3 separate regions of the Homo sapiens genome follow, and all the other regions are linked to region 2. Evidence: chromatin loops called from intact Hi-C (ENCODE). Cell type or tissue: IMR-90. All regions are shown on one strand.

Region 1 (8,000 bases), 120 kb after region 2:
TGTTTCTAGTAGTAGTACTACTGTAGTAGTAGTAGTAGTACTAGTAGTAATTCTAGTACTAGCAGTGGTGGTAGTAGTGGTGGTGGTAGTAGTAGTAGTGGTAGTAGTGTTTGTGGTGGTGAATCTGTATGGGTCTAAGGCAGAGTGAGAGACCGAGGCAAGTCTCTCAGCAGGAGTGAAAGTTTATTAAAAAGTTTTAAAGCAAGAATGAAATGAAGTACACTTGGAAGAGGGCCAAACAAGGCAACCTGAGAGATCCAAGTGCCTCATCCAACCCTTTTGAGGTTTTATGCATTGGCATGATTCCAGGGTTTGTGTTTCTTCTCCCCTGATTCTTCCCTTGGGGTGGGCTGTCTGCATGCACGTGGTCTGCCAGCACTTAGGAGGGGCCGCATGAACAGTGTGTTTACTGAAGTTGTGTGCATGCTCACTTGAGGCTTTCCTCCTTTACCAGTCGAGTGTTCCTAGAAGAAGGGCACGGTACCAGATAAACTCTGCCATCTTACCTCTTAGCATGCATGCTTGAGCCCACCCACCCAGCTCCTGAGATCTTATGGGGAAGCTGCTTATCACTAGCTTCAGGTGTTTTCTATCTATCAGGAGATTGCCTTTCCCTGGAGCCAGCTGTGACCAATATTAATTTTAGAGAGACACTTTAGCAACTGCCTAACTATCACCTGATGGTTGCCTTCCTCTCCTGCCCTGCTCATGTCTGCTTAACTACCTACTCTAACAGCAGCAGCAGCAGGAATAATAGTACTCTTTAATGATAAACTGCCTTGGAAGGCCTTATTTGTACATGCAATGTTGAATCTTCAGTTTCCAAGTGGAAAATGTTGGTCATAAGCATCTTCCTTGGGCTTGTTTTCTAGATTATATGTATAGTCTTTTTATTTTGAAGTCATCTAGGACCCACCGTAAGTTATAAGATACTACAGAGAATTTCCAAGTACCCTTCACCCAGCTTCCCCTATGGTACTTACATAACCGTAGTACATTATCGAAACCAGGAAACTGACATTGGCACAATATTGTTAACTCAGTACAGACCTTATTTTGAATTTCACCAGTTTTTACATGCACTCCTAGGTGTCCTTTTGGTTGTTAAGAGGCTGCAATGGCCCATGAATGCCCAGGCTCAGAAGAGCTGCACACAAGCCTCTTAAAATCTGAAACATTCACTGTCTGCTGCTTGTCTTTACAGCAATCTTTGTTAACCATGTTATTTCCAGATAGGAATCCAAGCTCAATAAAGTGGCCTGAAGAATAGGCTTTTGCCTCTACTGTGGTTTGGCTCCAAATCGGGTTGCCATTGGTCAAAACATAACTTCCATTTGGTCCCAGCAGGTTCCTGGACTCTTCCCTGCTGTGGGGGGTGGGTCCCTCGCCACTCTCCAGAATTCAGAGGGGGTCCTCTCTCCACAGGTGACCTGCCGAGCCATTGGGATTGGGGCCTACTTGGTGAGGCTGGGCCAGCGAGTGATCCAGGTGGAGAATTCCCACATCATCCTCACAGGAGCAAGTGCTCTCAACAAGGTGACCAAAAAGGGGCCTGTGCAGAGTGGATCCTTGGGGGCCAGGAGTCATTTTAACATTCCCATTGGTCTCTGGTGGGGGATTTTTCTCAATATGAAGCCAGTTTCATTCCTACTGATACAAGAGCTCTTTTTTTCCAATTTGCAGCTATCTGGGTCCTTATGAGAAAAAAAAAATTAGTTTTAGGCAATTCTGGTCGATCTAACTCCCTGTATTACTGACATTTTAAAACAAATTATTGAAGTGCCATTACACATTGCAGAAAATTAGAAAAGGAACCCCCCAAAAAAGTAATTTTGCAGCTTCTATCATTCTGGTATAGTTCCCTCTCATCTTCTGTCTTTATGTGGTTAATTTATAGTGAATATGCAGTTTTGTATTCTACTTTTTTCACTGTATTAAAACATTTTCCTTGTTGAAAAGTCTCTATACTTAATGTCTGCTCAAATCTCAGCCAAAGTCTCAAAGCCTGGTTCTTGAACCAACAGCATCAGCATCAGATGGGAACTTGTCAGAAATGCACATCCTCAAGCCCTGCTGCAGACCTGCTGAATCAGAAACACTAGCTAGGGTTTTGCTTTTGAGATGGTCAAGGTAGAAGTCAGCTGCATCACCAGTTCTCAAATTGGCCTGCATATTGGAATTATCTAGAAACTAAAAAACAAACAAAACACAAAAACTAATTCCTCGAAGATTCTGATATAATTGGTCTGGATGTAGCCTGAGCATCAGGATTTGTGAAATCTCCTGGGTGATTCTAATGTGTAGCCAGGATTGAGAAGCACTGAGATGATTTCCAAACAGGTGGTAGAGCCCTGCACCGTGCAGGACATTGCTAACCATGTTGTGTCAAAGCAGGTCCTGGGAAGAGAGGTCTACACATCCAACAACCAGCTGGGTGGCGTTCAGATCATGCATTACAATGGTGTCTCCCACATCACCGTGCCAGATGACTTTGAGGGGGTTTATACCATCCTGGAGTGGCTGTCCTATATGCCAAAGGTGCAGTACTCCCCCTGCAGCTTAGAACCTGGAAGACTCTTATTAAGCTCATTGGCTAATTCTGTCCCTGTCACCTCCTGGGTGGTGTGGGAGGCTGAGGAGCAGGAAGCACTGCACATGTGGCTGGGGTTGATTTTTCTTACTCCTTCTTCCTTCTCTGATGCCCAGCCCTGTACTAGGTGTCCTTTGCTCTTTTGGTGGCACTAATGCCATTGTAAGGATGCTATCTGTTAATCCTTTAGAAAGAGGTAGTATTGCCTCTTGACAAGAGGCAGCATTGGACAATACTGAGTCTTTAAGCTTTACAGTCAGGCTGGATTTGATTCCTGCCTTCCTCCTCGGTAGCTGTAAGACACTGGGAGAGTCCCTAAGTTTTTCTGAGCCTGTTTCCTCATCTGTGAAATGAGAATAATAATAGCACCTAACTCATGGTGTTATCATGATGATTAAGTGAAGTGATATTTAAAGCACAACGTTTGGTAGGTCCTCACCAAAGTAAGAAGGGGACAATCGTGGGCACAGTTCTTGGTTAACTGTAACATTCCTTACAAATGAGTGAGGTTGTCATTCTTCATTATAACCATTTCTGAGAGGTTGGGTTTACAGAGTTCAGGTCATTCCAGATCTTCTGCCAAGAACCCCAAGTCACAAATGTCAGTTTGTATTCCCAAGTGCCCCTTTTCCCCATCTGCATGCCATCTGTTACCATTCTCTGCAACCAATCTCTTTTTCTTTCTTTTAAGATGTTTTTCCTCCTATCTGACCATATATAGCAGTAGCAACCCTTTCCTGCGTTTCTGTAACTTCCCAGCATCAGTGACACCATCTGAACCGGGAAGCACACTCAGGAGTTCATAAACTAGATTTCAGAAGAATCCATGGGATGGCCAGTCCTTATCTGGCATTTTCCAATCAGAGCAGTGGCTTCAGGAGCCCTAGGGAGGGGATATTGCTGCATAACCAGGCATAATCATAGTCAGAGGAGCAAAGTGCTGATCAGAGGTATTATTGACAAGCACCACAGACTAAGTCAGAGACTTGGCTTTCTTTTTTAGGATAATCACAGCCCTGTCCCTATCATCACACCCACTGACCCCATTGACAGAGAAATTGAATTCCTCCCATCCAGAGCTCCCTACGACCCCCGGTGGATGCTTGCAGGAAGGCCTCACCCAAGTAAGTTCTAAAGTATTTTGCCTAGGACCTGGTCTCGGGTTTCTTTCTAGGGCTTGAGACAAAGGAGCACTTTGTCTCAAGCGCTTGAGACAAAGGCTTGATATTCGTTCTCATATCCCAGAGAGGTATACCTGAAATCAAATGCAGGGAAAGTAGAGAAATGGAGATTTTACTCTAGGCTTTTCCTGAGCCATTGACCAAGAAGGGGTGGAAACAGCCTCCAGTTTCTGGAGCTAATAGATGGAGGTGGGGTGCAATGGTGGTCCTGGTCTCCCTCCCCTGATGCTCCATGCTCCGTGGTCTCTAACTGCCCCACTGTCTCATCAGTAGAAAATTCAGTGCTGAAACATCAGAGTTTCAAAGAGAAGACTGCATCTTTCTCTTTCTTTCTCTCTTACAAAGGAACTCTGTGAGTTTACACAGGATAGGCAATCTGGTCTCCTCTTCTTTTTTTTTTTTTGAGACAGTGTTGCTCTGTCGCCCAGGCTGGAGTGCAGTGGCGCGATCTTGGCTTACTGCAATCTCTACCTCCTGGGTTCAAGTGATTCTCCTGACTCAGTCTACCGAGTAGCTGGGATTACAGGTGCCTGCCACCACACCCAGCTAATTTTTGTATTTTTAGTAGAGGCGGAGTTTCACCATGTTGGCCAGGCTGGTCTTGAACACATGACCTCAAGTGATCTGCCTGCCTCAGCCTCCCAAAGTGCTGGAATTACAGACATGAGCCACCATGCCTGGCCAATTTTACCTCTTCTATACCTACACACACACACACACACACACGCACGTGGACACGTGAACACACATGCACATGCACACACATTTTTGCACACACACATTCTCTCTCTGAAAGGGATGAGTTTCTCTCTTGGAGGTATATTATTTCAGTCTGAGCAACCAGAACACAACAGGAAAGTTGAGCTGCTCCCGTCACTATATCCCAAATCTAGAATTTCACATGCTGCTACCTTTAGACTTGGCTGCTCCTTGGCTGTGCAATGCAGGAGAGGTGACCCTCGGGAGTGTGCTAGACTCCAGCCAGTGCAAGGAGTCCTGTGGCTTCCTTCTCTTGCTTTTCATTTCTCTTGGGCTTTCTGGCCTGTAAACACTGAGGGGGCTGCTTATCTCAATTAAAAAATGTTCGGCTTCTCACTGTCAGGCCAGTCCTCGGCAGATGCTGAAGCTGTGCTGTTGCATGCCTGGGTGCCGGGCCTCCCATGCCTGAGATGCCTCTTACTCTGGCTGCCCCCTCCTGGTCAGAGCCACAGCCATTTACGCTGTTGCATGGATTTAAGTCATCATTTCTTCCCCACCAATGGCTGTCATTGACATCATCATATTCTCTCTCTGTCTCTCTGGGAAATTGAAACTTTTTTCCCAATTAAGTGGTTATGAAGCTGCAGCCAGCAGCTAGCAGGTGAGGGATGAGTTTTTCGGGAAAGGTGGTCCCTTCCTAAAATCCCACCTTCTGGAGGTGTCTGTCCACTCTCTGCATCTTAGGAAGAGAAGGCAGAGACCATGATTAGAATCTATGTGTTTGGAGTTGGCTGGCTGTTGATGGTAGTCACATATTCCATACAGACTGAATTCTTGACTTGGTATATTTATTGCAGCCCTGTTTGTCTTTTGAGGCATTTTGGGAAGGAGGGAAGGGGTTGGGCTGTGTGGTTTTAGGTAGAAAGGGGTATCTGGGCTATGAGGTTAAAGCCAGGCTGTCCTTAGGGAGCTTTTGCACAGCCAGGAGTGTCCTGGGGGCCCCCAGCCACCTGGCCCTCCAGCCTGGGCTTCTGCCCTTCTGTCCACAGCTCTGAAGGGAACGTGGCAGAGCGGATTCTTTGACCACGGCAGTTTCAAGGAAATCATGGCACCCTGGGCGCAGACCGTGGTGACAGGACGAGCAAGGTAATCATGAAGACGGGAGCAGGCTGCCCATGTCTGACTCACCAGGCATTGGGGCCCCGAGGTGTGAGGCCAGGGACCTCCAGGGGCAATTTTCTTCTTGGCCTCAGGATTTTCTAAAAGAAAAAACCAATTTGGGGAATGATTTCTGCAGTGTCTGTGTGTGCCCTTAGAAGGTATCTCAGCCAGCCTCCTCCTGAGGCCTGGGACCCTGTAGTCAGTCCCCAGGCCACAAGGGCTAACAACCCCTTTGGGCATCAGAAGGTGGCCTTGGGTGCTCTCCCCAGAAAACTTCACAGACACTGGCACTCTGAATTCCATCTTAGGAGAGCCATGGACAGGAGCCCTGTTGTATGCCACTGTTGGTGGGAGGCTGCAATGCTTGCATGCTTTCCAAGCTGGGCAGCTCACCCTTCAGCCTTGTAGCTTTCATCTCTTTGGACAGCTCCACCTGCCTGAAAGTTCCTCCTTATAATGAGCCCCGAGCTCCCTCCTCATCATTTACCACTCATTCCTGGTACGATGTCGCAGCTATAAGTCCAGGCTCTGCATTAGACCTGAGGCCAAGCCCCATCTCCATCACTCACCCTCTCTGGTCCTTCACATCTGTAAAATAGGGATAATAATTCTACCCCAAAGGATTATTGTGATGATTAGATGCAATAACATGTGTGAAATATTTAAAATCGACATACTCCATAAGTGGGAATGGCTGCTATCATTTACATCTTCGGCAATAAATACTAAAGTGCAGCCAGGGCCGGGCGTGGCAGCTCACACCTGTAATCCCAGCACGTTGGGAGGCCAAGGCGGGTGGATCACCTGCAGTCAGGAGTTCGAGACCAGCCTGGCCAACATGGCGAAACCCCGTCTCTACTGAAAATACAAAAATTAGCTGGGCGTGGTGGCAGGCACCTGTAATCCCAGCTACTCGGGGGGCTGAAGCAGCAGAATTGCTTGAACCCAGAAGGTGGATGTTGCAGTGAGCCGAGATTGCGCCATTGCACTCCAGCCTGGGTGACAGAGCGAGACTCCATCTTCAAAATAAATAAAATAAAATAAATTATATTTTTAAAAGCAAAAAATAAAAAAAAAAAAATCCACTCCTTCTTCCATGTGAAAACACTTTGATTTGAAGACTGCTCTCCCCCACCCCTGCATCATAGGGTAAACGAGAACCATGTAGTGATGCACAGTTCAGTAGCAAGTAACTGATGTCATGGCATCCCCTGAGCTGAGTCTCTGTCCAGTTCAATATCCCTCAGCCCTTTCCAAGTGCAACTTGATGTCTAGACCAGTGTAGTAGCTGCTGGCTACATGTGATGCTTTAGTTTCATTATTATTATTATTATTTTGAGACAAGGTCTTGCTCTGTCACCCAGGCTGGAGTGCAGAGGCATGATCGCTGTTCACTGCAGCCTTGACCTCCTGGGCTCAAGCAATCCTCCCACCTCAGCCTCCCAAGTAGCTGGGACTAGAGGTGTGCGCCACCACACCTAGCCAGTTTTTTTATTTTTTGCAGATACAGGGTCTCACTATGCTGTCCAGGCTGGTCTCAAACTCCTGGACTCAAGCAATCCTCCTGCTTCAGACTCTCAAAGTGCTGGGATTACAGGCATAAGCCACCATGCCCGGCTCCTTCAGTTTAAATTGAACTAAGTCAAAGTGACAGAGGATGACCTGTTCCATTCCTCACACTTGCCACGTTCCACGTGCAGCCCACAGCTCCTGTATTGGACAGTGCAGATGGAGAACGTGGCCCTCGTCACAGAAAGTTCTAGTGGTTCATGCTGCTCCAGGCCCTATACCATCCCAGCCCTCCTCTGATGGTTCTTGCCTCAAAAAGGGCACCAATAGGTCTGCTACCTTTCGAGGCTCTTACCATTTGGGGGCTTTTTCTTTGCCTTCCAATAAAATAATCCGCCAGATTAAAAAGAGCATTCTCCTCCACGTGCCCTCACCCCCACACCCAGAGGTCCCCAAATGCACCTGGGGTGCTGCCCAGGGCCTGGCTCACTGGTGCTCATTTTCCAGGCTTGGGGGGATTCCCGTGGGAGTGATTGCTGTGGAGACACGGACTGTGGAGGTGGCAGTCCCTGCAGACCCTGCCAACCTGGATTCTGAGGCCAAGGTGAGGGGGCCGGGAGCTGTGGCTGCTGGTTTAGCCAGCGGTACTGTCGAGAGTGGGTCCTGGGCGTGGGGGTCCCATCCCTGCCCTGCCAACTTAGGTGGAGAAGCAGGGGACCCAGTGCAGTCCCTGGCCCTGGGGGGCTCAGTGCCTGTTTCTCTGACACTTTCTCTATGGGTTGCATAAATGGCTGCACCATCTTGCTTCTTCCTCAGCAGATGATAAAGGTCCCTAGAAACCCCTCCCACCTCCTGCCCTG
Region 2 (8,000 bases):
TCTAGGCTGCAGGCCTGGGAAGCTGTCCTTGATGGGGGGATCTGCCTGTCCTGCCTGGGCTGGCCGATCCTTAGAGAGTGGCTCTGACACCTGACCAGGACTGACAGGTGCTGTGAACCAAATGTGAATCCTTTCTGTCCATGAGTGGAGGAAGATGCTCACAGCAGAAGCCGCCATCACTATCACCTGCCTGGTTCTTTCTGTTTGGTGCAGCAGGAAGGGGAAGGCTCTATTTGGTGTTGAGTGACTACATGAATCTTGGTTGATTCTCACAATAAGGCAGGTGAGGTAGGCGAGGCTGGGTATTTTGCCCCCTTTTCTAGATGGGGACACTGAGGTTTGGAGAGGGGAGGTGATTTGTTCAAGATCACACTGTCCATTGGTGGCAGAGTCCTGGAGCGGTGGCTCACACTGCCCATGGTGCTCTGAGTGGAGATGGTGAATGCTGATGGCTCAGATGTGTACAGCCCAACTGCATCCAGCACTGCACTCAGTGCCCCAGGGGGGATGAACTCATTGAACTCTTAACAGCCCAGCAATGATGTAGGTACCATCCTTATCCCCATTTTGCAGATGAGGAGACTGATGATCAGGGAGGGCATTTAACTTGCCCAAGGCTTCCCCAGCTTGTAAGTGGCAGAACCGACATGTGAACCCAGGTCAGTTTCCAGGGGACCAAACAAGGTGCCCGGTGACAGTTGACTTTGGCCGCCAATCATGCCTCAATATAGCGGAAGAACTGGCCTGGAGCCGGGGATCTTGGTTGGTCCCAGTCTTTGGCTCTGTGGCTAATTGCACATGTGACCTCCTGGCCACCATTTGCTCATCTACAACACAAGCACACTGGACTCGATGATCCCTGTGCTTCCCCGCATTCAGCTGTAGGTTGCAGCAGGTGGCTTTTGAGAAACACTCTGATCTGTGACACCCCAGATCTACAGGCCGAGTGCAGGTGAAGGTGTCCACCAGTCAGCCTCTTACGCCCCAGCAGCCACACTTGGCCTGTCCCCATCAGTTTAATTATCTCTGAATTTGCAAAAGGACATTGCGCCACTTGCTGAAGGGCCCCTGACCACCCCCTCTTTGTCCCGATACTGTTGCTTCTCTTTCCTGCCTGGGCTGACCTGTGTGTCCAGCTGGCCATTCGTGCCCAGTATAGCCAAACACAAGTTGTGCTGAGTCTCACCCTCCCTTCTGGACAGGCGTCTGACAGATGAACCCCTTGGAACATCTGTCGATGCTGTTTTCCTGTCTACCCAGGGCTGTTGTGATTACAGGACTGTTTAAAGCCTGTACCAGAGATGGAGAGTTGGGCAAGAGGGCAATTGCATGAGCAGTGAAGTAGGGCTAAGTACAGAAATGTGGCAAGCTGGAGGGAGGTGGTCCTCAAGCCCACGAAGCCCCTGGGAGCACAGATAGCCTCTTAACTACCTAAGCTTGAGGTCAGGAGAAGGCTGAGTGAGGACCTTTGAAATGGCTTAAATTTATGGGTGACAGATAAAGGCATGCTGCACTGCCAACTTGGGGGAACGCTCACCCATGTCGGAGTGCTGGCCGGTCCAAGCCCCACCCCCATGGCCTGATGCACGCCACCAGCCTCCCGCTGAAAGGTGACACTCTGCCAGCTGGGTTCCCTTAGTCACCCTGTGGGCGCCTGTCAGCCTCACTCAAGAATGGAGCTGGTGGCTGCATCCCCAGTGACGGTAAGTGGCAACAAGTGCTGGGGAGTTAATCTTGGTGGGAGGAAAAATCCAAGCATGGATGGGGATTGCTGGATGCTGACATTCTGTCCCCTCTGTCCTTTAAAAACCTCACCAGGCATGGGGATGAGTGTGCTGTGGGTTGTGGAGGGACTGGAAAACAGACTCCTGACTCCCGTCCTTGCCCTGCCCTTGCCTGGTGACTGGCCAGCACTTACCAGGACTGAGCAGTTTCTCGTGTTCATTGTGGTGAAGGCCACGATCACTCTTTCAACAGGCAGCTGTTGCTTGGGTTAGGTTTGCAAGACATAAAAATAGCTTTGTCTGGCATCTGGTTTTCGGGTCCGCTGGGTTATTTCAGCGAAGGGCAGCAGCTTGTCATGATAGCGTCCACAGAGGTTCACTGGAAGGGCTCGTCTGGCCTTCCCTGCTCATGGAATCAAACTGCGTGATCGGTGCTCATTCTTGACCACGGCCCCCCCACGCCACCGTCTGGCACCGTTAGTTTGCATGTCGATCTGCGGCTGTGTCTTAAAGGTACACAGCCAGGTGTCTGTCTGTTTTTAGGATCATATCTACGCACTCCTTGTACCACCTGCTGCCTTATGGAATTTACTTATCTCCACTGCAGTGGTGGGACAGTGGAAAAGGTATGAGCAAGGGAAAGTTACTGATCCACAGTTTACCAAGCTGTAAAATGGAAGTCAAATAGTGACAATGACAATAATAACATCCATTGGGTTGTTCCTTTTTTTTTTTGAGATGGAGTCTCACTCTGTCACCCAGGCTGGAGTGCAGTGGTATGATCTCAGCTCACTGCAACCTCTGCCTCCTGGGTTTAGGTGATTCTCCTGCCTCAGCCTCCCAAGTAGCTGGGATTACAGGCGTGCACCACCACGCCCAGCTAATTTTTGTATTTTTTAGTAGAATGAGGTTTCACCTTGTTGGCCAGGCTGGTCTCAAACTTCTGACTTCAGGTGATCCACCTGCCTCAGCCTCCCAAAGTGCTGGGATTACAGGTGTGAGCCATCACGCCCGGTCCCATGGAGGTGTTTTAAGGATTGGAGGGAGGTGGTGGTGAGGGTCTTGGGAGCTTGAAGACACTCCACAAATTTGATGGCTTGTATGTGTGGTTGCTATATAGGTACAGATGTTATGCAGAGAGCAGCAGTGAGGTGAATGGGGTGAGAATTCGTATCCCCATTTTATAGATGAGGAAACTGAGGCTCAGAGAGTTTCTTCTGTAGCTTTCTCAAACAGTCCTCCGATTTGTCTCTGTGTATTCACTTGGGAAAAGTTCTTGTGTGGGGTGACCTTTGGGTCCCACGTCATTATTCCGCAAAGAAAAGGGAAAGGCTGTGAGGTTTTTCATGTAGGTAACCCTGGCAAGGAAGGTTTGGGGGATTAGATCCAACAGAATAACAGATTGTAAAGGATTTGCAGAGTGAGAGAAGGGCTGAACTGGGGAGAAGAGCTGGCCACTGCATTCGTCAGAGCCTCCGCTGTACAACTTGCAGCTTTACCTGCCATCCCTCTATCACCTGCCGTGCGTGTGTCTAACCATCTTGCCCATTGACTCATCCACTCACCTTCTCTCTCCACACACCACCTACTCATCCTTCTATCCGTAGTTAATCAGCCATCCATTTGTCCAGCCAGCCAGGATTTTCTAAGCAAGTTCCTGAAGAACTTATATCATGTAAAACTTGCATAATTTGATTGGCTTTCCAACAGGAATCAATGTAAACAATGTATTCTCACACCTCATAATTCACAACCATTGTAGCACACTTTTGTCTTTATGCTGCACTTCTCTTTCTCTCTCTCTCTCTCTCTCTCTCTCGTTGCCCAGGCTGGAGTGCAGTGGCGTGATCTTGGCTCACTGCAACCTCCCCCTCCTGAGCTCAAGCAATTCTCCTGCCTCAGCCTCCTGAGTACCTGGGACTACAGGCACACACCACTGCCCATGGCTAATTTTTATATTTTTTGTGGAGACGGGGTTTCGCCATGTTGCCCAGGCAGGTTGTAAACTCCTGAGCTCAAGAGATCTGCCCACCTTGGCCTCTGAAAGTGCTGGGGTTACAGGCATGAGCCACCGTGCCTGGCCTTGATGCTGCACTTTTCTAAGCAATAATTCAAGTATTTTTTAACTGGGGTAGAGGGATGCCCACCCTATCAATTTTATGCACCTGCTGTTTCTTATATCTCACAATTTCAAATGCACACATTTAAAATTTGCCTAAGATTGGTCGCATTTGTATGAGTTGTTCTCTTCAGCCCTTTCTTTCAAAACTGTCATGGAGATACTTGGCTCATTCTCTTGGTGTTCCTGAATGCAGTTTCAGAAATGAAAACTTTAAAAATCAAAATTCCAGCTTGGTTCAAGACATTGGTTGGTGCTCAATGTGTGTGCATATATATATATATATATATATATATATTTTTTTTTTTTTTTTTTTCATTTTTTCAGCACACAGGTTTTTTTTTTTTCATTTGTTTTGTTTTGTTTTTTTGAGACAGGATCTCACTTGGTTGCCCAGGCTGGAGTGCATTGGTGCCATCATGGCTCACTGTAGTCTTGATGTCCCAGGCTCAAGTGAGCCTCCCGCCTTGGCCTCCCAAAGTGTTGGGATTACAGACGTAGCCATTGCCCCCAGCTTACACACAGTTTTTGAGCTCTTACTCTGTGCCAAGCACCAAGCTGGGTACAAGGATCCAAAATGAATGACACTTGGTCTATGTCCCCAAGCACCACCCAGTCGGTCAGGGAGAACAGACAACCGAACAAGCCACTTCCATGCCATGTTTTCTGTGTCATCATGATGGAAGTCTGTACCCAGGCCTCCCAGGCCAGGATGGACTGGGCAAAGAGCCCCAAGGGAGTGGACTGCCGAATTTCTAAAGCATTTGGCCACTGTGGCCAGCAGAGGGCATGAGAGGGAGTGGCCATTCAGCAGGGGTCAGGTTTAGAGGGCCCCGTATGCCCTCCTTTCCTGGGGAGGATGTAGGATTTAATCTGTTGGGCCTCTGGGGAAGCCGGGATAGCTTTTGCAACATTTTTGGCAATGTTCTCTGGCTGTTGTTAATTTCAAAATTTTTCCTGAGGGCATGTGTGAGCCAGCTGTTTCAGGACTCGGACCTTTCTTGCAGACAATTTTAAAGATTTTCTTGAGAATTTACTATGCACAAGAGAAATAGTAATAGTATGAAATAGACTTTGTCCCCAGAGGTTCCTAGCTCACCATTCAGAGGCAAAAGGAGACGGGAAGGCAAGGACTAGGCAGAGGAGTTGAGACCAGAGATTCACAACCAAAGGGCAGTTTTGCCTCCCATGGGACATTTGTCAATGTCTGGAGATGTTTTGGTTGTCCCAGCTGATGGAGGTAGATGCTACTGGCATCAAACAGGCAGAGGTCAAGGGTGTTGCTCTACATACTATAATGCACAGGACAGCCCCCACCACAAAGAATTTTCCAACCCTAAATATCAGTAGTGCCATGGTTGAGAAATCCTGGGGTAAGAACAAGGCTTGGGCATCAGAAAGATACCCATAGTACTGCTATGTATTTGTTTGAGTCGTTGTTTTCAATTCTTTTGGGATATACCTAGGAGTGAGATTGCTGGATCATATGATAATTCTATGTTCAACTTTTTAAGGAACCACCAGACTTTTTTCCACAACGGCTACAACATTTTAAATTCCTACTGGCAATGGTTAAGAGTTCCAATTTCTGTACCTCTTCACCAACACTTGTTATTCTCTCTCTCTCTCTTTTGGGTTATAGCCATCCCAGTGCATGTGAAGTGGTATCTCACTGTGATTATATGATTTGCATTTTCCTGACACCTAAGCATGTTGAATATCTTTTCATCTATTTATTGACCATTTGTATATCTTCATTGGAGCAATGTCTATCCGAGTCTTTTGTCCACTTAAAAATTGGGTTGTCTTTTTGTTGTTGAGTTTTAGGAGTTCTTTATACATTCTGGGCACTAGACTCTTATTAGATATATGGTTTGCAAGTGGTCCTCCCATTCTGTAGGTTATCTTTTCACTTTCTTGATAGCATCCTATGATTCACGAAAGCTTTTAATCTTGATGAAGTCCAATTTACCTATTTTTTCTTATGGTAAATTGGACTTCATCAAGAAGCATCCAATGCTTGTGGTGTCATATCTAAGAATCAATTGACAAATCCAAGGTCATGATGAATTACTTCTATGTTTTCTTCTAAGAGGTTTGTGGTTTTAGCTTTTATATTTAGGTCTTTGATCCATTTTGAGTTAATGATTGTATGTGGTATGAAGTAGGGGTCCAACTTTTTATTCTTGTGCATGTGGAAATCCAGTTGTTCCAGCACCATGTGGTGTTAAAGAGGTAATACTTTTTTTTTTTTTTTTTTTGAGACGGAGTCTTGCTCTGTCGCCCAGGCTGGAGTGCAGTGGTGCGATCTCGGCTCACTGCAAGCTCTGCCTCCCGGGTTCACGCCATTCTCCTTCCTCAGTCTCCCAAGTAGCTGGGACTACAGGTGCCTGCCACCATGCCTGGCTAAATTTTTTTGTATTTTTAGTAGAGATGGGGTTTCACCATGTTAGCCAGGATAGTCTTGATCTCCTGACCTCGTGATCCACCTGCTTCAGCCTCCCAAAGTGCTGGGATTACAGGCATGAGCCACCATGCCTGGCCTGAAGAGATCATTCTTTCTCCATTGGATGGTCTTGATATCCATGTCAAAAATAGATTGACCATAGATGTATAGGTTTCTATTCCATTGATCTATATGTCTATCTTATGCCAAATACCATGCTGTTTTGTTTACCATAGCTTTGTAGTAAGTTTTTAAATTGGGAAATGTGAATCTTCAAACATATTTTTTAAGATTGTTTTGGCTGATTGGGGCCTCTTGAAATTCCATATAAATCTGTATATTCCTTTGGATAATATGGACATCTTAACAATAAGTCTTCCAATCCATGAGCAAGGTATGTCTTTCCATTTATTTAATTCTTCTTTAATTTCTTTTAGTAATGTTTTGTAGTTTTCAGTGTGCAGGTCTTTCACTTCTTTGGTTAAATTTATTCCTAGGTAGGAAACAAGTGTGATAGGCAATAATAGAAAAAGGAAACATTGAAATTAAACATATTTATTTCTAGGTGTTTTATTCTTTTGAATGCTATTATAAATGGAATTGTTTTCTTAATTTCTTTTTCAGATTATTTACCACTGGTGTATAGAAACACAACTATTTTTGTGTATTTATCTTGTATCCTGCAACTTTGCTTAATTATTTTTATTACCTCTACAATACCAAGGTTTTCTGTGTGTGTATTATCTGGCACTTTCTACATATAGGACCATGTAATCTGTGAATAGGGGTGGCTTTACTTCTTCCTTCCTAATCTCTATGTCTTTTATTTCATTTTATTGTCTAATTGGTTTGTCTAGAACTTCCAGTACAGTGTTGAATAGCACTGGTGAAAGTGGGCATCCTTGTCTTATTCCTGGTTAAAGCTATCAGCCTTTCCCCATTTAGTATGATGTTAGCTGTGGATTTTTCATAAATGTACTTTATTAAGTTGCAGTTCCCTTCTGTTCCTAATTTTCTGAATGTTGTTATCATGAAAGGGTGTTGGATTTTGTCAAATGCTTTTCCTGCATCAATTGGGATGATCATGTGGTTTTTTTCCCTTTGTTCCATTAATGTGGCATGTTACATTGACATTGAGCCACCCTTGACTGACTTTTCTTTAAAAAAAACACATGATGATCTTGAAAGGAAAAAACCCCTCTGACCCTGTGTACTACCTAGAAAATAGCCTTGGCAACATATCAGCAAATTCTGCTGCTGAAAGTGTGTAAGAAGTACTTGGATTGTTTAGTTCTGGGAAATATTGAGAACTTTTCCACTTCCTTTAAAAACATTGTGTTGAAATTTAAAAAGAAAAAGCTTTATGGCAGGGCACAGTGTCTCACGCCTGTAATCCTAGCACTTTGGGAGGCAGAGGTGGGCGGATCACTTGAGGTCAGGAGTTAGACACCAGCCTAGCCAACATGGTGAAACCCCATCTTTACAAAAAATACAAAAATTAGCCGGGCATGGTGGGGGGCACCTGTAATCCCAGCTACTAGGGAGGCTGAGGCTCAAGAATCTCTTGAACCCAGGAGGCAGAGGTTGCAGTGAGCTGAGATTACGCCACTATGCTCCCACCTGGGCGACAGGGTCAGATTCTGACTCAAAAAAAAAAAAAGGATTTTTAGATACCAAATTGACCTGCTGAGCTTTGTGGTCCACTTTTGTA
Region 3 (8,000 bases), 250 kb after region 2:
GTAAAAATCCTATCTCCAAAATAACAATAATAAATTAATTAAACTAAAAATTACTCAAGAGCCTACTTGATAGATTCCCACTGGCCAAATTTGGGATAAATTGGGCATCAATAAGGTTAACTGTTGGCTGGGCGCAGTGGCTCATACCTGTAGTCCCAGCACTTTGGGAGGCCAAGGTGGGTGGATCACTTGAGGTCAGGAGTTCGAGACCAGCCTGGCCAACATGGTGAAACCCCGTCTCTACTAAAAATACAAAATCTTAGTTGGGTGTGGTGGTGCAAGCCTATAATCCCAGCTACTTGGTTCATGCCTATGATCCCAGCTACTCTGAGGGACAAGAATTGCTTTAACCCAGAAGGCGGAGGTTGCAGTGAGTCAATATCGCACCACTGCACTCCAGCCTGGGCAACAGAGCAAGACTCTGTCTTAAAAAAAAAGTTAACTATCATGGCATGAAACATAACCAATACATATAAACCTTTAATTTGTAATGATATTAAAAACTCATTGTCACCTTGGGAGGAAGCAGTGGAACCAACTCATTATTCTGAAAACTAGCAAATCAAACATTTATCCTGCCTTTCCCTTGCAAACTGTACCACAGGGCAACCAAACAGTTAATAAGGGAAATTTCTCTTTATAGAACAGTCTCATCTAATAAATGAAGATGGTTTGATAGAACTGGAATATCAAACTCCTAAGAAAATGTGGATTTGGGTAGTGTGTATCAGAAAACACTGACATCCTGAAAAGACAGCCAGCCCTCATGTGTCTCCTTCTGGAAGTATAATATGCTGCCTATGAAGTCTTTTTTTTTGCCAAAACCAATCAATCTTGTATCTGATTGGACCTCTAATTCAAACAACCAGTTTTCAGGAAATGCAGGAGAAAGACAGACATGTTAAATGACTCCTTAAGAATGCAATTAACAAAACCTAGAATGTGAGAAATTCTACAAGACAGATTGTCCAATTTTCTCTATGAATAAATTGCAAGAAAGAAATGGAGGGAACCTATAGAACAAAAGAGACTTGAGAGACACATTGGCTAAATGCAATGTGTGGACCTTGTTTGGATCCTGATTTGAGCAAACCAATTGTAAAATATAGATATAATTAGAGAAATTTGAACATTAGGTATTATAATTAGTATTAAGGAATTATTATGGTATTCTTTATGATAATGGTGTTGTGATTACATATAGGTATATAAGTGCATGTATAGTTTTAGAGCTCCTATGTTTTAGAGATACCTACTAAAATATTTATACATAAAGCGATATAATGTTTTGTGATTTACCTCGAAATAATCCAGTGCTGGGGGAGTAGTGAAACACAGCTGGAATAGGGGAAGGCATACGTTCATTGTTGAAGCTGTGTATATTGAGTTTGTTGTACTTTTGTTAGTTTTGTGTATGAGAACTTTTCAAAATATCTTTATATATATATATTTACAGGAAAAATATATTTTAAAAATATGAATTAAAATAATGATATATATAAATAAATATATAAATATATAAAAAATAAATATAAAGAAAAGATGAAGTAAAAAATAATACTGGCAGTACACAGACAATGACAATACATGTGAAGGAAGTGCTCAAATGATGGTGCTTGGGCAATAAAGGCTCGGGGGCTATGCAGTGGTTTGCAAACTCTCTTCTGCCCTAAGCTTTCCCCAGAACCTCTCCCATGTTTCTGTGGGGCAACCCAGTGAAACTCTCACCCCCTACTTCAATCAGAAAGGTCTGCTTTCCTCAATTTTACATATTAAGGTTTCTTATAACATTTCCCTTGAACAAAGGATTTTGACATTTCAAATAAAATTCAAAAATGACAGCTTCAAGGCTTATCATCTACCCTCTTCTCCCCTTAAAAAATAGCCCTTACTCTTCCTCCAGAACTTTAGGGTAGTAGCCAAAACAGCTGGCCAAGTTTAACATGGGAGAACTGTGGCTCACATTCAAACTGCTGTCCTCCCAGTGGAAAAGTTCTGTTCCGCATGTGTATTAGTCAGGATAAGCAGTCTTCAGCTACAATAACAAACAGCCCCAAAACTCAGAAGTTTCCCATAACAGGAGTTTATTTCTTACGTACACAAAGTCTACTGTGGGTGTTGATGACTCTTCAAGACATCTCTCCTCCATGTGATGGCTCAGGAATCCAGGCTGTTTTGATCTTGTGGCTTGTCCATTCAGCAAAAGAAATTCTCAGTCATTGCAGTATCAAAGAAGTTCTAATAACACTGGAAGGGTCTTACACAAATGTCACTTCTATTTACAGCCAGTTGGCCGGAAGTAGTCAAGCAACTCCACCTAACTGCAAGGGAGTTTGTAAATGTGGGGAAGTCCACGGAATAGCTGGCAGGCATTTCTGCCTCTACCATGGCATCTCACCACCTTTCCACATACTGTGGCCTCCCTGTCATCTCCCCACCCCGACTCCACATACTGGGTCAAGCATTAGATTATGTAGAAGATGATCAGATCATCACTGAGTACATGATACTTCCAAAATGATGGTTCTGGTTTGAGTGTTTCCTTGAATCCCCTGCTTTTAGATGAGCAACAGGTCTAAACCATCCAAGACAAAGAGTGGCTTGCTGCAGAGGCTGCAAAATAATGTCCTGCAAGGGTAAATTGTACGACAGGACTGGGTATGTAATTCCAAACTTCTGACTTAAATAATCGGAAGTTCTGGCAACACAGGCCCTATATTTGTGCCTGATGTCAACCAGCTGGAGCCAGACAGTAGCTACACACCAGAGATGGCCATTCATTCCTGAGTCTAACCCAGTCCCCATCACCTGGCAGCTTGACTCAGTCATGGTACCTGCTGGAACCCTGTAACAGGCAGAATCTGTGATCCCTGCACCATGGTTATGCACAGTTAGGATCCTCCACAGTTTTATCACCCCAAAGATGGAGTTCTTTCTTAGATGTAACTTAATTTGATTTAATTTAATTTTCTTAGGTGTAATTGAAGATCTCTTTAATTTCCTCCCTCTTATTTAATCTGGATTTAATGCTCTCTTTATAAGTCTCTTAGTCATCTTTTTGGTCAAGGCTGAATCACTCCAACTTCTTGATTACCCTTCTCCTTTATGTCCCAATATTCATCCCTTTGATGGTCCATGTCACTCTTATTGGGACACTCTCGTTTTCTCACGCCCTTTAAAAGATAACTGGAAATCAACAAAGGAATCGAGGTGTCAGAACTGAAATATTGCAATAAACAAAACTCTAGTCTGAAGTGAATGGAGTCTGCTTTGACCCTGGCAAGTTAAAAATCATTGTCATGTTCCTTAATCTACAAGGTTTTGTCAAATTTCTTTGGGCTTCAAGTCACATCAGTTCCTAGGCTGACTGCAGGAGTACCCCACCCTCCCATCCTTAGGACCAGGCTAAGAGAGAAATTTGGTTAATCTCTGCATCCTCCACCTGCAGCAACCTGACTGCAGTAATATTTCTGGGTGCAGCTCCAGACATTATTTCAGACACCAACCCACCTCCAATTTAATAGAGGCTCATTGACTCCTAATCAGCAGACTTGCTTTACTATGTTTCTATTTCTAATAATCGTGATTATTGATACTAATGATGACAAAAGCAAGCACTCACTAAATTTAAATTGTGCCTGGCAGGGTTCCATGTGCTTTACATGGTTCTGGTGAAACTGACAACCCTATGAGGTAAGTACAATTATAATTCCGTTTTATAGAGATGAAACAAGAGACTTGGGACTCTCCCAAGATTATACTGCCAGGAAGCAACAGAGATAGGATTTGAACTTGGAAATGCTCGTGTTCCAACGTCTTAATCATTATGCTATGCTATATGTGGTACAGCATGGAAATATTTGGGATTACTAAAATGTTTCTTTTTTTCTTTCTTTCTTTTCTTTTTTTTTTTTTAAGACAATGTCTCACTCTGTTGCCTAGGCTGGAGTGTAGCAGTGCAATCATGGCTCATTGCAGCCTCAGCCTTCTGAGGTTCATGCGATCCTCCCACTTCAGCATGAGCAGCTGGGACTACAGGCACGCACTGCCACACCCAGCTAGTTTTCATATTTTTAGTAGAGACAGAGTTTCAACATGTTACTCAGGCTGGTTTCAAACTCCTGGGCTCAAGTGATCCGCCTGCCTTGGCCTCCCAAAGTGCCAGGATTACAAACACGAGCCTACCACGCCCAGCCTGAAATCACTAAAATATTGTTTGATCTAAATGCATTGTTTTGAATGTTAGGTTGCTAGTGATTAAGGCTCTTCTAGCTCCATTTGGCTAGTGTAGGGAGACATCTGGTGGCCATTCTGTTTTTTAAAACTTTTTTTATGGAAAACTTCAAATTTATGCAAAGTAAACAGAATAGTATCATAAATCCCCCTCTACCCACCACCTAGCTTTAACAATTAACATTCTGCCATTCCGTTTATATTCATACCTCCAGCCAATCCCTACCTCTTCCCCACTTATTTTTTACGGTTGTTTTTCAAAAATAAAATTTACATATAGTGAAATGCACACAATTTTAACAGTTTATCTTGACCGATAGATATACTCATGTAACCCACAGCCCTATCATGATATGGAATGTTTTCATCACTCCAAAAATGTCATTTGCCTGACAACTCCTCAACTAGGCAACAATTGTTCTGATTTTTCACTGTGGATTAGTTTTGCTTGTCCCAGTGTGCCATATCAATGGAATCCTACAGTACGACTCTTTTGTGTCTGGGCTCTTTCACTCAGCATAATGTCTGTGAGAGTCATCCATGCTCTTGCGTGTACCCGTTATTTCTCTTTTATTGCTGTCCTCCTTCTATTGTACAGATGGGCCACAGCCATTCTCCAGTTGATGGGGATTTGGATTGTTTCCAGTTAGGGGCCGTTCTGAATAAAGTTGAGCATGAGTTGAACTTCATGTTCAAGTCTTTTTGTAGACATATGTTTACATTTCTCTTGTGTAAATACTTAGGAGTGGAATCGCTGGATCAAAGAATAGAGGCATGGTTAACTTCATTAGAAACTGCCAGATCTTTTTCCCAAAGTGATTCTCTTTGCATTCCTACCAGAAGTGCGAGAGAATTCTGTCTGCTCCGCATCCTCACCAGTATTTGGTGTTGTCAGTGTTTTTAATTTTAACTATTGTGGTGGTATCTCATTGTGGTTTTAATTTGTGTTTCCCTGATGACTAACAATGTTGACCATTTTTCTATGTGTGTATTGCCAATTTGTCTATCTTCCTTTGTGAAGTGTCTATTCAAGTCTTTTGCCAAATTTTCATTGGGTTTGTCTTTTTATTATTGGACTGTAGGTGTCTTTTATTCTGGATACAAATTCTTTGCGTCTGTATAATTTAGGAATATTTTCTGCTGTTCTGTGACTTGCCTATTTTCTTAACAGTGTCTTCTAATGAGAAGCTTTATATTTGGTGAAGTCTGATTTCTTATTTTGTGTCTTTTATTATTATTTCTTCCTGGCTCTCATCTAAGAAAACTTTGCCTTCCCCTGGTTACAAAGATGGTCCCCTTGTTTACTTCCAGTAGCTTTATATAGATTTTAAATTTGCATTTAGGTCTAAGATGCATCTCAAGTTCGTGTGTGTGTGTGTGTGTGTGTGTGTGTGTGTGTGTGTGTGTGTGTAGTGTAGTGTAATGTAATATAGGGACTGAAATGCATTTTTACTTTCTTTTTCTATTTATATATTTTTAAGTAGAGATGGGAATCTCCCTGTGTTGCCCAGGCTGGTCTCCAACTCCTGGCTTTAGACAATCCTCCTGCCTCAGCATCCCAGTGTGCTGGGATCACAGCTGTGAGCCACCACACACAACTGCAATTTTTTTTCTTTATAAATATCTAGTTGTTCCTGCACCATTGGATGGAAATGTTTTCCATTTCTGTGCTGAATTGTTTTGGGACCTCTACTGAAAATCAATTGAGACGCAGTCTTATTAAACACAGTCTTATTCTAGCTTTGTTTTTCTTTTGCAAGGTTAATTTGGCTATGCTAGGACCTTTGCATATCCATATGTACCAGTTGTCAATTTATTGCCTCTCAGATCCAAATTCACCCTTCATTACCTGCTGAGCAATAACCAACTGCACGCTTTAGGCATTTCTCCTTAAAGTGAACACAATGTCATTTTTGTCACTAGAGGGCACTGGAGGGACATTGCAAAGGCAGGCCGCTTCTCTTCCTGATGTCCTTTGCTATGTTTTGCTTTTTCTTGTTTTCAGACTGTACATTCTGCTGCACGTGGTATGTGGGGGGGACACACACTAACCGTGTGCCCAGAGCACATAGTCTCTCAGTGACCTCACAGCTCTGGCCAAGGGCCTGGTGACCACTTTGTCACAGCCCTCCTGATGCAGACATTACACACTCCAGGCTTCATACCTACTCCTGTTCCCTCTCCCAACGCACACCTGCCCTCTGGCCGCAGCTTGCCTGAGCCCTGGAAGGTTGATTTCCTTGGCCCCCTCCATGGTCTCCCATCCAGCAGCGCGGGTGCTCAGGAAGGTCATGCCTGGTGCCTGCCCAGTGACCGAACCAGCTCTGGCCCTGGTATCCTGGTGAGATTCTTTGCCATCCAATGGGCTGTAGCCACACCTTCTCCAGTGACATCTGAAGCCCATCCTTGGAGAGGAACACTCCAAGTTTGTCCTTCCTTAAATATTCCTCTGTAGCAAGAATTTCCCTTTCTGGCCCAAACTCCTCACCACCCATGTGAGAATTACAAAGTGAGTTTACACAATTAACACTTATTGAAATAAAGAAAAATTAATTTTAAAAAAAGAAAAAATTCAAGCTTGACTAATCAACATAAAGGAAACATTAATTTAAAAAAAACATTTATTGAGTCCATGGTTGTCAGGAAAGCAAGTCTGGGTATGTTGTCTAGGTTCATTTTCTGGCTGCGTCTTTTGGCAGATTTTGGGCGTGGCTTATGACATTCCTATGCCTCAGTTTTCTCATCTGTAGAATGGGCATCATAATAGTATTTCATAGGGTCAGAATGAAGATCAAATGAAACAGTATAAGTCAAGTGTTTAGAATAGTACCTAGCAGTAAATACTTGGTTCCTATCAGCTGCTGCTATTCCTATTTTTTATGATTATGATCTTGTATCCCCAACCATATTGTAAACTCTAAGTGAAGACGGCATAATTTAATGCTGGCTCTCTACTATCCCAGGGTTTAGCATCTTGTTATTTCCATGCATTAGACGTGTAATAGATATTACCAAATAGATGAGCTGCTGAAGAATGTTCTATTTCCCGTAGAAAGAAGACGTGAGGAGGAAACACATCCGTCTGCACATGGAAGGGGCGCTGACTGCCCGGGACAAGGTCGGGGTTCAGGATTTTGTGCTATTGGACGCGTACACCAGCGAATCTGCCTTTGTCGACAACCTCCGCAAGCGTTTCAGCGAGAACCTCATATACGTAACGTGACCCACTTCTCAGCTGTTTTTCTAGGGTGGTTGTTCCCTTCTTGCCTTCACGACTTTGATGAGTGTGAATAATAGCACTCTATTAGGTTAGACATTAAAGGGAGATACTGAGGCGCCACTCTTAGATGCACTTCGATCCTTTGTGCTAAGACGTTTATGGCTGCCCGTGACAGAGACCCAACTTACACCAGCCTAAGTCACTAAAAGGAATCTGTCCATGTCTGTTACTGTAGGTCCCGGGACTAGATCTAGGGTTTCAGACAATGTCTGGCAACTCCTTCTCAATCTCTGCTCTGCTTTCTTAGGCATCCATTTCTTTCTCAAGTGCATGGCAGCAAGATGGCTGCCCTCAGATCCAGGCTGTCATTTTATCAGCTCAGGGTTGCTGCAGAGAAGCGAGCCAATACTCTGGGGATAAGCTCTAGTAAATGGCCCAAGTTGACATTGATCAGCTCTGATTGGCCCACTTTCGGTCATGTGCCTGTCTCTGAACCAATCCCATGGCTAGAAATGAAGACTATTCTGATTGGCCAGGCTCTTACCAG

The links. A loop is a pair of places that touch in the nucleus more often than their neighbours do. Peaks named below come from ENCODE experiments on the same cell type or tissue, not always from the same donor. Only the 100,000 strongest peaks of a DNase experiment are listed, where the experiment ranks them.
Region 1: a loop joins it to region 2, with 13 times the contacts of the local background. A loop is called at or near these places in 4 of 110 quality-filtered maps.
Region 3: it touches region 2 in a loop (5-fold over the local background); 12 of 110 quality-filtered maps call a loop at or near these places.

The regions. Positions count from the first base shown.
Region 1 is chr12:109,250,621-109,258,620 of GRCh38, forward strand. ACACB (acetyl-CoA carboxylase beta) reads left to right here. Exons shown (of 53, transcript NM_001093.4): 42 at 1,426-1,536; 43 at 2,395-2,538; 44 at 3,594-3,714; 45 at 5,520-5,616; 46 at 7,648-7,744. Among named protein-coding and RNA genes, the nearest start is that of FOXN4, 55 kb to the right of the region's middle. In IMR-90, a CTCF peak has its summit at 4,961 (motif pointing left); no DNase peak of the experiment used is centred here.
Region 2 is chr12:109,129,724-109,137,723 of GRCh38, forward strand. The region is part of intron 1 of ACACB (acetyl-CoA carboxylase beta); the gene reads left to right. It overlaps LOC105369974 (a long non-coding RNA gene), which reads right to left and starts at 2,119. Exons shown (of 3, transcript XR_945332.3): 1 at 1,919-2,119. In IMR-90, a CTCF peak has its summit at 4,618 (motif pointing right); no DNase peak of the experiment used is centred here; H3K27me3 peaks cover 604 bases.
Region 3 is chr12:109,381,398-109,389,397 of GRCh38, forward strand. It overlaps MYO1H (myosin IH), which reads left to right. Exons shown (of 32, transcript NM_001101421.4): 2 at 7,286-7,447. Among named protein-coding and RNA genes, the nearest start is that of LINC01486, 26 kb to the left of the region's middle. In IMR-90, CTCF peaks have their summits at 4,287 (motif pointing left) and 6,155 (motif pointing right); no DNase peak of the experiment used is centred here; H3K27me3 peaks cover 647 bases.